Linked DNA regions of Mus musculus: region 1 is linked to region 2. The links are chromatin contacts, found by POLR2A ChIA-PET in ENCODE. All regions are on one chromosome and are shown on one strand. The core of a region is the stretch at or near the end of the contact, and the rest is flanking DNA. Distances in the headings are between cores, read along the strand shown. Region 1 holds the start of Rrm2 (ribonucleotide reductase M2). Region 2 holds the start of Id2 (inhibitor of DNA binding 2).

Region 1 (5,997 bases), core at 233-2,732, 390 kb after region 2:
TCTTAAAAAGTTTGTTTTGCTTGTGCTTGCCTGGGAATGGGTCCGTGCATGTATAGGCAAGTGCCCAAGGTCAGAGTTGCCTTGGTGAGAGGAGCTCACCAGCAGATGGGAAGCAGTCCAACAGGGGTAACTCATAACAGAACCTGGGTCTTCCGCCCAAGCAGGAAGTGTGTTAACCAGAGCGGAGACTGGAGTCAGTCATCTATCCCTCCAGCCCCGCTTCAGGGCAAAAGATAGAGAGCCAGGAACCAGTTCTGGATCTAAGTGAATTATGGGTATTTCATGCCAACTCACCAAGTTCTCATTGACTATGCCATCACTCGCTGCAAAGAAAGCCAGAACGTGAGATATAAAATGTCTCTCATCGGGTTTCAGAGCTTCCCAGTGCTGAATATCCTTGGAAAGGTCCACCTGAAGTTTAGAAGTTCACGATTAGCAGGTCTGTAGGTCTCTCTCTCTTTCTCTCTCTCATACACACACACTTTAAAACTGAAGTCCCCCAAACCATCTCATTACCGAATTCTTCACATCCATTATTCCCTTTGTTTCAGGGAACACCCAATATCTCAGTGAGCTACCATTCCCAAGGGCAAAAAGTTGTGACGGCCATGCGGGAGCCTTCTGACACACAGCAAGTCCTGAACGATTACCTCCTCGGCAGTCCAAAAGGAGGCCTCGGCTTTCTTGTACATCTGCCAGATATCATGGTACTCGATGGGAAAGACAACGAAGCGGCGGGGGTTTTCTCTCAGTAACGGCTCATCCTCAACGCTGGGGTTAGTAGGCGCTTTACTTTCCTGTTGGATGAGAGAGAGTGCCAAGTGAACCAACCCCCAAATGCCAACCGAACCGCAGGAAACTGCTAGCCAGTGTCTCATCAGATCGAGTACTTTCAACGATTGGTAATCTCGTGTGCTTAGCTGTCACGCTGCACTCTACTATTACCATAGGCCGACCCGAGTAGGACATTCTGAGGAGACACTTTGGCGGGAAAGAAGAGTCAAATAATTCAGCTGGGACAATGCAGATTTAGCGCCAACGAGCGGGCGCCCTCTACTGGGAGCCTAAGCGACCCACCTCAGCCCCACACGGGCCACTCACCAGCTCGGCGGAGTCCTGGAAGATTCTCCTCGCAGCTTTGCTGGCCAGGACGCGGGTGCTGCTGAGAGTCGGGGGCTGTAGGGGGACACGCGTGGTGAATGGCGGTAGGCACCCTCCACCCTCCCGGGTCCGGGAACCCACGACCTGCCAGTGCACATCCAACCCAGCCGGCACCTGGGCCGCCCTCACCGTGTTCTCCTTGTCAGCCAGGGTGAGTCGCTTCAGCGGCGACAACTGCAGCTGCTGCTGGTCAGCGATGGTGGCGAGCGGGGTGCGGACGGAGAGCATGGCGAACGAGGGCAGCGGCGGAGACGGCGAGGAGCAGGCGAAAACAGCTGGAATCCGGTGCACCGCCGACTGCCAGCGCCCGCGCCCTTTAAAGAGCCACCCAACCGCGCGCTCCGAGGGGGCGTGGCCTCGCCTCCCATTGGACGCCGCTGACCCCGCTCGCCGCCCAGCGCGGGAGATTTGAGTTGCGCCGCAGGCCTTCCGCACAAAGACCTTTAAGGAGCCTGCGCCGGCCGGGTGCGCGGGCGCTCGCGGGGCCGGAACCGGTTAGGATTGCGAGAGCCTTGGGGATTGAGCGCGCAGGGGGTCGCCGGGCGGGCGTTGCCGCTGAGGTTGGTGCCAAGGGTGGAGTGACGCTGCTGGCCTCTGGGACACGTCGCCTTGACTGTCTTCATGTCCCAAGTAGAGGGGTGCGGGGGACCCTGGTTTCTTAAAGAGATTCGGGGTCCCGAGCAATCGCACCGGCCTTGTGGGATTAAGGGGGTCCTCAAACTAGGGTTCCCTAAAAAGCTGTCTTCAAACTCATGAAGGGGTACGGATGCAGCCTTGGGTTCCTTTTCTACCCTGCCCCTCCTGTCAGACCCCTGTCCCCTCTGTCCCAATTAGTTTAAAAGCTGCCAGACGATTACAAATTCCAGGAAGCTCACAGGATGGTGACGAGTCATACATTCATTTTACGACTCTGGGCGTCCAGTAGTCTAAAGACGAATCTGCAAATTCCTGTGGTGAGGGTGGAGACAAGAACTCAAGTTTCCATCTTTCTGATTTGCCCTACGGGGTCCAAGATACCAGAGATAAAGCGCTGAGATGGGACACTGAGATCCCGGGGAAAAACGTGGAACCTGGGAAGGCTCCACTGACTCTCCCAGGTCAAATATTTTAAAAGAGGACGAGGGGAGGCTCCCCTCTGCTTGTGTCCTAAGTTCTCTCACTGTAGATGCTGTAAAAAATCTCTGAACACCATGTGGCAGCTCAAAGTTAAAGCAGGCGGCATCCACCGCTGCACAATTTATTGATGCTGGGGACAAAACCCAGGACTTCTTCCATGCTAAGCTAACTGGGCCATATCGATAAATATTTTAAATCACCTCTAGCAAAATTGTCAGTTCTTTTTTTTAACATATAATTTCTAATTCACATTCCATTCCTCCGTTATCCGAGGGGTTTGCCTTTGGCTCCTCTAGCTCCTGGTGTACTCAGTACAAATGAGGTCTGGCTACTAAAATAACACTCGACCACTGAGGGAAGGAGAAGGTCGCCGCCATTCTCTTCTCCCTGCTCACAACCTCCTCCAAACGCCTCTTCCTCCCGCCAAGCAGGCTGAGCTTAGTGGGCAGCCCCGCCTAGGTTCCCCTGTACCGGGACCTGTCAGGAGCTGAGCGCTTTTGCTTCTGGCGCGGTTTTTAACCTCTGCTCTGTGATTGGTTGGTTCAACTTCAAGATTCCCAGCCCCACCGGCCCGCGCGCGCTGCGGTCACTCAAGGGCAAGTCCGCTTTCAGGTGACCTTAGATGTGGAAACCGAGTCCCCGCAGGCATCCAGCGTTTCCCCGCCAAATCCTCTCAGCTGTCAGCACTCACAGTCCCTGTACAGCTTGATCATCATATACATGTTTAATCCAGATGGAAAGGGAAAACGGGTATTTTTAGGCCTGTTTTATAGGTAACTGAAGTAAAGGCCTGAGGGACCTGGAAACTACCCAAGGTCCCACAACTTTAGACCCTTGCTAACTCCTTTTCTTTCTTCTTTTTAAATTAATTTTGTGTGAGACGAGGGTGTAGTGCGAAGGTCAGAGGCCCACTTATGGAAGTTGGTTCTCTTGTATTCTGTGGGGTCACAGGGGTGGAATTTATGAGGTTAGGGTTGGCTGCTGAGACATCTTGTCAGACACTCGCACCTTTTTATTAGTAATGTTCCCAACATACGGAAAAACCGAGCAGGGCATGATGGCCCTGGTCTTTAATCTTAGCATCTGTGAGGCAGAAGCTGGCAGATCTTTTGAGTTTGAGGCCACCCTGGTCTATATAAATGAGTTCCAGGACAGCCAGGACTACATATATCCCAAAAAATATAAAAAAGAAAGCAAGGAAAAGAGAACTCCCCAGGGTTCGCCCACCAGTGTCCATTTGCTGTCTCCAACTTGCAGTTGCTTCACTCCCTTCTACACATGTGCGAAATTCATTGCTTTCTTCCCAGTACTTGAAAGTGACCTGTGCCCGAGGTGGTGGCACTTGCTCTTAATCCCAGCAATTAGGAATGTTCCCAGCGTACAGAAAGAGTAAACAGCAGGCGCCACGCCTCTCGACTCAGCACTAGCAGGCAGAAGCAAGTCATGATTTGGAGGCCAGCCTGGTCTACATAGTGAGCTCCAGGTCATCTGAGGCTGTATAATGAGACTTGGCCTCCAAATAAATCAATAAATAAGAAAGAATTTAGGAAGCAGAATAGTTGGCTTGGGTAGTTGAGAAAAACTTGCTCCCTCAAAGGTTCCTATCACCCACTTGATGGCTCACAACCATCCAAAATTGTAGTTCCAGGAGACCCAACATCATTTTCCTAGGGCACCACCACACATTATTAAGATAACGATCCATGGCCAGAGTGACTAACAGTCCAAGGCTGAACACGTGGGGCGGACGTGCTTGCAGGGGTGCTCTCTGTGCAAGCCTCTGTGGTTCTGGCGGCACTCGCTGTACCAGCCCCAGCCCTTCCTTCTTAACCTCCTGGCTTTATTGACTGGTTAGGGCTGACACAAGCAGCCCCAGTTTGATCTTGGCAACTTGCATTCCTTTCACAACTGAATAGTATTATATGATACTGAGAAACGTTAGTTAGGTATAAATACGGCGCTGGGATGTTAGAGAACAGCTTTAGTTTTAGGGTCAGCTGTTCAAACGCTGAGTAGTGAGAAGGTATCATCTACAATTTGCTTTTTTTTTTTTTTCTTAAAAAAAAACAAAACAAAACAGCATCTTACTATGTTGCCCTGGCTAGCCTAGAATTCATTGTATAGACCAGGCTGACCTTGAGCTCACAGAGGTCTGCTTATCTCTGACTCCTGGGATCAAAGGTACACCACCAAGTCCAGCTTACAGACCATTTACTTTGTATTTTGTTTTATTTTATTTTGTGTGTATGAGAGTTTTGCCTGCCTGTATGTATGTCTGAAGAGGCCAGAAGAAGGTGTTGGGTCCTCTGGAACTGGAGTTAACATGTTGGTACTGAGAACTGAACCCAAGTCCTCTGCAAGAACATCCTGTGTTCTTAACTGCTGAGTCATCTCTCTAGGCTCAACTTTGGCTTTTTTTTTTTTTTTTTAATTCTTTGTTTATTTACTCATAAGACAGGGTCTTATGAATCTCAGGCTGGCCTTCAACTCAGCATTGTAGTTGGGGATGGCCCTGAATTTCTGCTCTTCCTGTCCTCACCCCCTCAGTATTCAGGTCACGGGTGTGTGCTACTCTGCCTGGGGTGTGTGCTAGTATGCCTGGTTTATTCATTCCTGTTTTAGATGGTGCTGGGAATTGAACCCAGGGTTAGCCCTCTATTGAGTCTATTCTTTTTTTTTTTTTTTTTTAAATTGATTTTCTGAGACAGGGTTTCTCTGTGTAACCCTGGCTGTCCTGGAACTCACTCTGTAGACCAGGCTGGCCTTGAACTCAGAAATCTGCCTGCCTCTGCCTCCCAAGTGCTGGGATTAAAGGCATGCGCCACCATGCCCGGTTGAGTCTCTTCTTTCGTAATACAAGGTGTATGTTCTGTGTGTTCATAGGGTGGGGGGAGAAGGAAATGAACTTCTGAACTGGAGACCTGGAGCGACCTACGCAAAGATTTGCAAGTACAGTGGGGATCCCACCACTTGAGAGGAGGACAAAGTCAGATTCGGAGGGAACTTCTGGCCACTCTGACGGCCCGCTTAGCTAAACGGTTATTAAATAAGAGGCAACGAGTGGAAAAACAGGGGAATCAGCCTTGCAATGAGGCAATGATGGACTTCCCAGGAAGAGCTACAAGAGTGTCCACTGTGATGGAATGGAAGAGCCTGTCACTCACCCACTGGATGCCCTTGACCCACCCACTTTCTTGGGATTTCTTTGCTTACTTGTTCTCTCTCTCTCTCTCTCTCTCTCTCTCTCTCTCTCTCTCTCTCTCTCTCTCATTTGTTTGCTTTGGCTTTGTTTTGTTGTTGCTGTTGTTTTGAGACAGGGCCTCTCTACATAGTCCTGTCTGTCCCGAAACTCTCTCTGTAGACCAGCTGGCCTCAAACTCAGAGATCCACCTTCTGCTGAGACTAAAGGTATCTATCACCCAACCCTGCAATCCTCAGCTCAACATAAACTTTAATTTTTGTTGTTGTTGTTTTGAGACAGGGTTTCTCTGTATAGCCCCGACTGTCCTGGAACTCACTTTGTAGACCAGGCTGGCCTCAGAACTCAGAAATCCGTCTGCCTCTGCCTCCCGAGTGCTGGGACTAAAGGCGTGCGCCACCACGCCCGGCTGAACTTTAAATTTTCAAGGTGTGAATTAAGCATGTATCTGTATCACGTGTGTACCTGGTGCCCGGAGGTCAGAATCCCCTGGAACTGGAGTTATGGGTGGTGTGAGACGC
Region 2 (6,728 bases), core at 3,099-5,598:
TTGGCACGATTTTTTTTTTTTTTTTTAAAGCTGGGGCTCGAGATCTGCAGGTAAACAGAACTGTGAGGGAATCCTAGAAGGAGCTAAGGTCGGAATTGTGGCGAGCGAGGCAAGGGCGGGCCAACTTAAGGCTAAGCCATTGTAGTAGCTGCGGCGCTTCGCTAATGCCATTTATTAGCTGAGTGTGACACGAAGTGTACGAGTCTTCAAAAAATTTACCCCAAAGAGAAAAACAAACATCGTCTTGTTTGCTTTTCGTGGCTTTGCTCCTTTTCCTTCAGTCCAAGCCTTCCTCATCTAAGGCCTTTTTAAACCCAAATTCGGTTTATCTGGTTTCAGGATAAGGGCTCCCTCTTGCCAAGGTATTAAATAAACACGAAAAGCAAAAACTCGAATCCTTATACAACCCAGATGCTGTTTCCTCGAAAACCACAACAAACTCGGATAAGCCAGATAACCGCGCTGGCGGGTTGTGCGCCGCAACCCCTCCCCCAAGTCCCCAGCACTCCCACCCTCACCCTTGGGTTTTAGGGCCGGCAGAGGGTGATTCTGCAGGACAGGCGATGAAAAACTGCCGCCAACACTCTCAGCGGTGGATGAGCACCCTTGAAGGATCCCGGTGCCATAAACTATCCGGAAATGTTGGCATCTGGTTCCTAAAAGGGAGCTTTCCCCTTAAGATAAACCGGGACAGAGAAGGTATCTGCGTTTCCAGGCTGACTTACAAGTTTCTGGACTCTAGGTGATGTCAGAAGAAAACTCAGCACTATGAGGGGGCTAGGCCTGCCCCCCCGCCCCCCCCCCGCCGCTGTTGTAGCGGAAATGAGCACGCAGTTGCGGGAGCTGCACGCTGAGTCTCAGAGAGGCCAGAAGACCGGGGCAGCAATGCATCCCACCATCTCTCAGGGTGGGGGTGGGGCCGCTCTGGAAAAGTCTGCTGCTCTTTGCATAACCACTAAGGGTTCCTAAGAGGATGTCAGTAGAACGCGGCGCGGGGTGGGGGTGGGCGGGTCGAGGATAAGGGTCCTTCAAAGATTTTTTTTTCCTTTTGGAGTCAAAGCCATCCAGGCGAAAAACAAGAAGATCCAGAGGAATAATTAAATCTTGTCCTGCGATGAGACAGTGACCTCCTTTGCATTCACTTCTACCCTCCCGCCAGCTCCACGCCTCTGTTGCAAAAACAAATGAAATAAAGCAAAACCTTTTGCTTTGGCAAGGTCTAAGCCACATTACACCCCCCGTGCCCCCCTTCTGCCAAGGAAGAGTTCTTTTCTTCTCCCTCTCCAGACCTTTTTTTTTTCCTCTCTTACCCCCCCCCCTTTTTTTTCCCTGTTCTTTTCTTCTTGGTCTTCCTTCTTCCCCCAAATCACTCGAAACTTAAGACGTGCAGAGGCTGCAGGTGCGCGCAGGCTGACGGCCCGGTCAGGGCGAGCCTGGGACCGCCGGGCCTTGCAGGCATTGATCAGCTGGGCGCGCGCGCTGAGTGACGGCGCGGTTGCTATGGCAGCCGCCTGAGCGGCGCCGCGAGGACAAGGCTGCAGGGCGGCGTGAATGGGCGGCGTCACGCGCCTGGCGCCAGAGAGTCTGCTCCGGGGCTCCGGCTCCGGCCCCGCCGCGGCCTGGCCTGCGCGCCGCTGCCGCCGCCGCTGCTGCCAATTCATCACCTGTCAGGGATCACTCGGGGGGTCACGGGCGGAATGGACACAGCTGTGAGAACAAAACCGAGGGGAAGAAAGGCGAGAGCTCCCAATTGCGCCAGATGTGCAGAGAAGACCTTGAGACTCGCCCGCGCCGAGCCGGCTCCTCCCGCCCTCGTGGCATCACGCGGGGATAGTAGCCAAGGTGGCTGAGCAGGAACCTGCTTCTGATTACCGCGCGTGGCCTGGACACGGTGGGGGATCTGGGGGCCTGGTAGCAGGGCTCGGGCAACTCCAAGCGGGTCTGTTGCTTTAAATGGGGGGCGTCCCAGTAGGTAGCTGGGGTGGCCAATATCTACACACACACACACACACACACACACACACACACACACACACACACACCCGCCGGAAGCCCTTCACACCTTCCCACCACCCACGGATCCCGCCCTTACTGCAGCTGGGCACGTCCTGCAGCTGGGGCCATTTGAACTCCAGGGTTCTCTGATGAAAATCCACATCCACACCAATGGACAGATTTTTATATGCCATTATAAGCTGCCCCAAAAGGGGCTCCCACCAAATCCCCAGACCCAGACCATAATTTTAAGAAATGTCAGCCCGGGCTTGCTGTGACAGACTTACTGGTAACTCGGTCCTCTTCAGTCATTAACTTAAACAGTTTCACAATCCCCTTAAAAATGATCTTTAAATGAATGCAAAAACTGGGTAGTGTGCCAACAGAATCGGATTCAGCGCAGCTCGGCAGACTGGACTCTGGCATGGCAGCCAGAGAAAGAAACGCCAGAAAACTTTCACCATATTTAGCAATTTTACTATATCAGGGTACAGGAATGGTCTTGGGAGAAGGCGCTCATGCGTGGTCGCTGCCAGTGTGTGGAGCGATGCTGCACAGCGCTCATTATCATCCAGCCCAGGGCCTTTCTGTTGGGATAATGAGGCTGGCACGGGTGCTAACATACGGTGTCCTTGGAAAAAGCTAAGAATGCGTCAGTACCGCAGAGATGCAATGTCCAAGAATCATAAGTAATAATTTGAGAATCCCAGAGATGTTTGTTTACATTGGCTATTATTGTAAAATACTCAGAGTATAACATCATGAACCAAAAGTGTCAAAACAAAATCTGTTCCGCTGTGGCACGTATGTGACAGAAACACATGCACACAAAGTACATCAAGAGGCTCGAACTGTTGGGGGGGGGGGGGACTCAGATAGTAAATCACTTCCAGGCTTAATAACAGAGGCGAGTCGTCAATCGAACACTGTCGCTGAGTCGCAGGAGGCATTGCAAGCCTTGCCTTGCGCAGATTTTCCTGCAGGGCAGAGTCCTTCTGCAGTCTCCAAACTGAGATGGACGGATTTTACCGCCTCTACATCACCGGACTCTGCCTCCTTAGAGAGAAGCCCTGGGGCACATGGCTGTCACGTGGAGGTCAGAGACCGCCTGGCCCACCAGCTGAGGAATTAATCATTAATTGAAGGGAAAATACTGTTTCTCCACACAGAGCTTTGCCTGGATTCTGCATTCTTCCTCTTTATTGCATTCAGAGGATGTGGGGGATTCAGACCAAAAACCCTTTCTTGGGCTTAACATAAATATTTTTTTTCCTTTAATACACGACTAATATATGGTAGTCTTCAGCAAAACAAGAATTCAGAATTAAAGCATTGGAGTCAAGAGCTCTAAACTTTTTCAAAATGTGGCTGCATCTAGGAAGGGTGCTGAAAGATTCCAAACCTCGTACGTAACAGAATTTTCTTTTAAAAACAGCGATAAGCTGTCAGTCAATAGCTAGGACCACCTACCTGACAAAGAGCTTCCCAAGAGCTCTAAGTGTTGGAATGTGACACCAGAAATCACGATTTGTGCATAATTAATCGCATCACTTTGCCACCTACACTGAAGGGCACAGACCAAGGGCAGTGTATGTAAATGTAGTTCCAGTGTGCAAACCCCACTAATGACCTTCGATTAATGGAGTCATTATAGTAACCCTGCCTCATTCTTGGGGGTGGGGGGAGTTCCGAATGCACCGGGTCCCTCGGGGCTCCTCTGCGGTCTGAGGGAGACCGCACAGTGTTCCTACAATTCGTGTCACTGAGTTTCCGAGAAGGCCTCCCGCGTTGCTCCAAGTTGCAAAGCTTCACGCTAAACCTGTCGTGGACGTGTATGTGGGTAGGTTCCCCCCCCCTCCCCAAATAGCTTTCCTTTATCTTAAAAGAAGGAACACTACAAATGTGACTTCCCAAAAGCGCGCTTCTTTTCCCTTCTGCCACGGTCGCTGTCTTCCCTAACGCTAGCGACCTGTGACTTCCCGTCTGCTGTGCGGAGAGAGTGGGGCTGCTGGAAGTCCTGGGGGCGGGTATAGCTAGCTCCGGGCACACCCCCGGGGCAGGGGTCCTGCCAGCTCTGGGAATTGGAATAAGGCGGGCACAATTGCACACTCAGGCCCCCTGGGCGCCCAGCGCACACTGTACTCAATTTGCCACCCCAGCTGGGCTCTCGCCCGCTCCTCCCACCCTACAGGCATTGGCTGCGAACGCGGAAGAACCGAGAGCTCATACTCACCAATGGGAGAATTCGCCTGGTATGATGGACGGGAGCCCTTCCACCAATGGCAATTCAGGGATGCCCGATTGAGCGGCCAGGGCGAGTGCACATAAAAGACGCCCCGCCCGGCTCGCGCTTCATTCTGAACCGAGCCTGGTGCCGCGCAGTCAGCTCAGCCCCCTGTGGCGGCTCCCTCCCGGTCTTCCTCCTACGAGCAGCATGAAAGCCTTCAGTCCGGTGAGGTCCGTTAGGAAAAACAGCCTGTCGGACCACAGCTTGGGCATCTCCCGGAGCAAAACCCCGGTGGACGACCCGATGAGTCTGCTCTACAACATGAACGACTGCTACTCCAAGCTCAAGGAACTGGTGCCCAGCATCCCCCAGAACAAGAAGGTGACCAAGATGGAAATCCTGCAGCACGTCATCGATTACATCTTGGACCTGCAGATCGCCCTGGACTCGCATCCCACTATCGTCAGCCTGCATCACCAGAGACCTGGACAGAACCAGGCGTCCAGGACGCCGCTGACCACCCTGAACACGGACATCAGCATCCTGTCCTTGCAGGTGAGACTAGCTTGCAAGTACGCCACTGCCCAGACGCTCCGGGTCTCCCGAGCTGTCACTCTTAAAGCCCATCGTAGAGACAGGTTCATTAACTTTATTTTTGAGGAAACTGTATATTGAGCGTCATGTGAAATCGCTACTTATAAGTTCTGTGTGGGTTGCATCTGGATCTGCGCTGTAGCATGATCCTGTTTCATGGGACTTGTTGGCACTTTTGTGAAAGGAGGAGGGGGGCTACCTTCCTTTAAGATTACCTAATATCCTGCCTTTTATCCTCTTTCTCCCCAGGCATCTGAATTCCCTTCTGAGCTTATGTCGAATGATAGCAAAGTACTCTGTGGCTAAATAAATGGTGAGTGTTGCGGGTGCCTCCTGTGTGCGCGTTTCGGTAATGTGCTTGTGTGTCTGTTAAATGTTTGGTTTGGTAAATGCATGCTTACTTCACTGTGTTACGGGTGCCGCTTGACTTACCACATAGGCATGAAGGGGCTTGTAGCTGTGGTTGCTCAGGACTACAGAACAGTTGCCTTTACAAAAACAGAAAAGAAAGAAAAAAAAGAAAGAAAAGAAATGCCAGTAACTTACTATGAAGGTGTCAGGACCAAGTGTGGCTGACTTTTATGAGCCCAGTGGCGGTACACTGAGGTGGTAACCTCAGCTGTAATTAATCTTATCGCCACAAATTCCATAGTGATTCTCTTTTCCCAAAACTGTAGTCCTCTGAGATTTCTCTGGCTAGCTGAAGACGGCTACCCCGAGCCTTACCCCTGTGCTCTGGGATCCAGATTTCCATATCTGTTAACTAAAGGGCTGTTTTCAATCAAATAATTGTTACAAGAAGCAGACTGGCGCCTGTGAGCGGGCTGTTAGAGATCCAAATAGGAGACTGGGTTTGGGAAGTTTTCCCCTGGAGTCTCCGCTATTTTCATGTTTAATTTGTGCTGCTGGGGCCGGGTATGTGTGCCGCATCTGGACGCCAGGGTTTGGTTAAATGCTCAAACTGTGGCTTCCTCGGCGCCAGGCTCGCCCGCCTCTGCCCTTAGGTTACATTCTCCTAAACTGCCTTTCTCTCCCAATCTTTTGCAGGCATTTGGGGACTTTTTTTTTTCTTTTTACTTTCTCTTTTTCTTTTGCACAAGAAGAAGTCTACAAGATCTTTTAAGACTTTTGTTATCAGCCATTTCACCAGGAGAACACGTTGAATGGACCTTTTTAAAAAGAAAGCGGAAGGAAAACTAAGGATGATCGTCTTGCCCAGGTGTCGTTCTCCGGCCTGGACTGTGATACCGTTATTTATGAGAGACTTTCAGTGCCCTTTCTACAGTTGGAAGGTTTTCTTTATATACTATTCCCACCATGGGGAGCGAAAACGTTAAAAAAAAAAGAAAAAAATCACAAGGAATTGCCCAATGTAAGCAGACTTTGCCTTTTCACAAAGGTGGAGCGTGAATACCAGAAGGACCCAGTATTCGGTTACTTAAATGAAGTCTTCGGTCAGAAATGGCCTTTTTGACACGAGCCTACTGAATGCTGTGTATATATTTATATATAAATATATATATATTGAGTGAACCTTGTGGACTCTTTAATTAGAGTTTTCTTGTATAGTGGCAGAAATAACCTATTTCTGCATTAAAATGTAATGACGTACTTATGCTAAACTTTTTATAAAAGTTTAGTTGTAAACTTAACCCTTTTATACAAAATAAATCAAGTGTGTTTATTGAATGTTGATTGCTTGCTTTATTTCAGACAACCAGTGCTTTGATTTTTTTTATGCTATGTTATAACTGAACCCAAATAAATACCAGTTCAAATTTATGTAGACTGTATTAAGATTATAATAAAATGTGTCTGACATCAATGCCGGGATTCTGAATGGTTTTTGAGGTGTCTTGTGTTTGCTTGGGGCACCTCCTTCTGTTCTCTCACCCCCTCTATCACATGTGTG

Evidence for each region. ChIA-PET counts read pairs that join two places held with the same protein, here RNA polymerase II (POLR2A).
Region 1: POLR2A ChIA-PET joins it to region 2 with 12 read pairs in embryonic stem cell. The contact joins the promoter of Rrm2 here to the promoter of Id2 in region 2. POLR2A ChIA-PET finds 5 or more read pairs at or near these places in 2 of 5 experiments (Patski and embryonic stem cell).

Annotation. Positions count from the first base shown.
Region 1 is chr12:24,703,739-24,709,735 of GRCm38, reverse strand. Rrm2 (ribonucleotide reductase M2) reads right to left here and starts at 1,482. Exons shown (of 10, transcript NM_009104.2): 1 at 1,291-1,482; 2 at 1,102-1,176; 3 at 651-797; 4 at 295-411. The coding sequence starts at 1,389.
Region 2 is chr12:25,093,712-25,100,439 of GRCm38, reverse strand. Id2 (inhibitor of DNA binding 2) reads left to right here and starts at 4,348. Exons shown (of 3, transcript NM_010496.3): 1 at 4,348-4,777; 2 at 5,066-5,129; 3 at 5,864-6,641. The coding sequence starts at 4,430. The coding sequence ends at 5,122.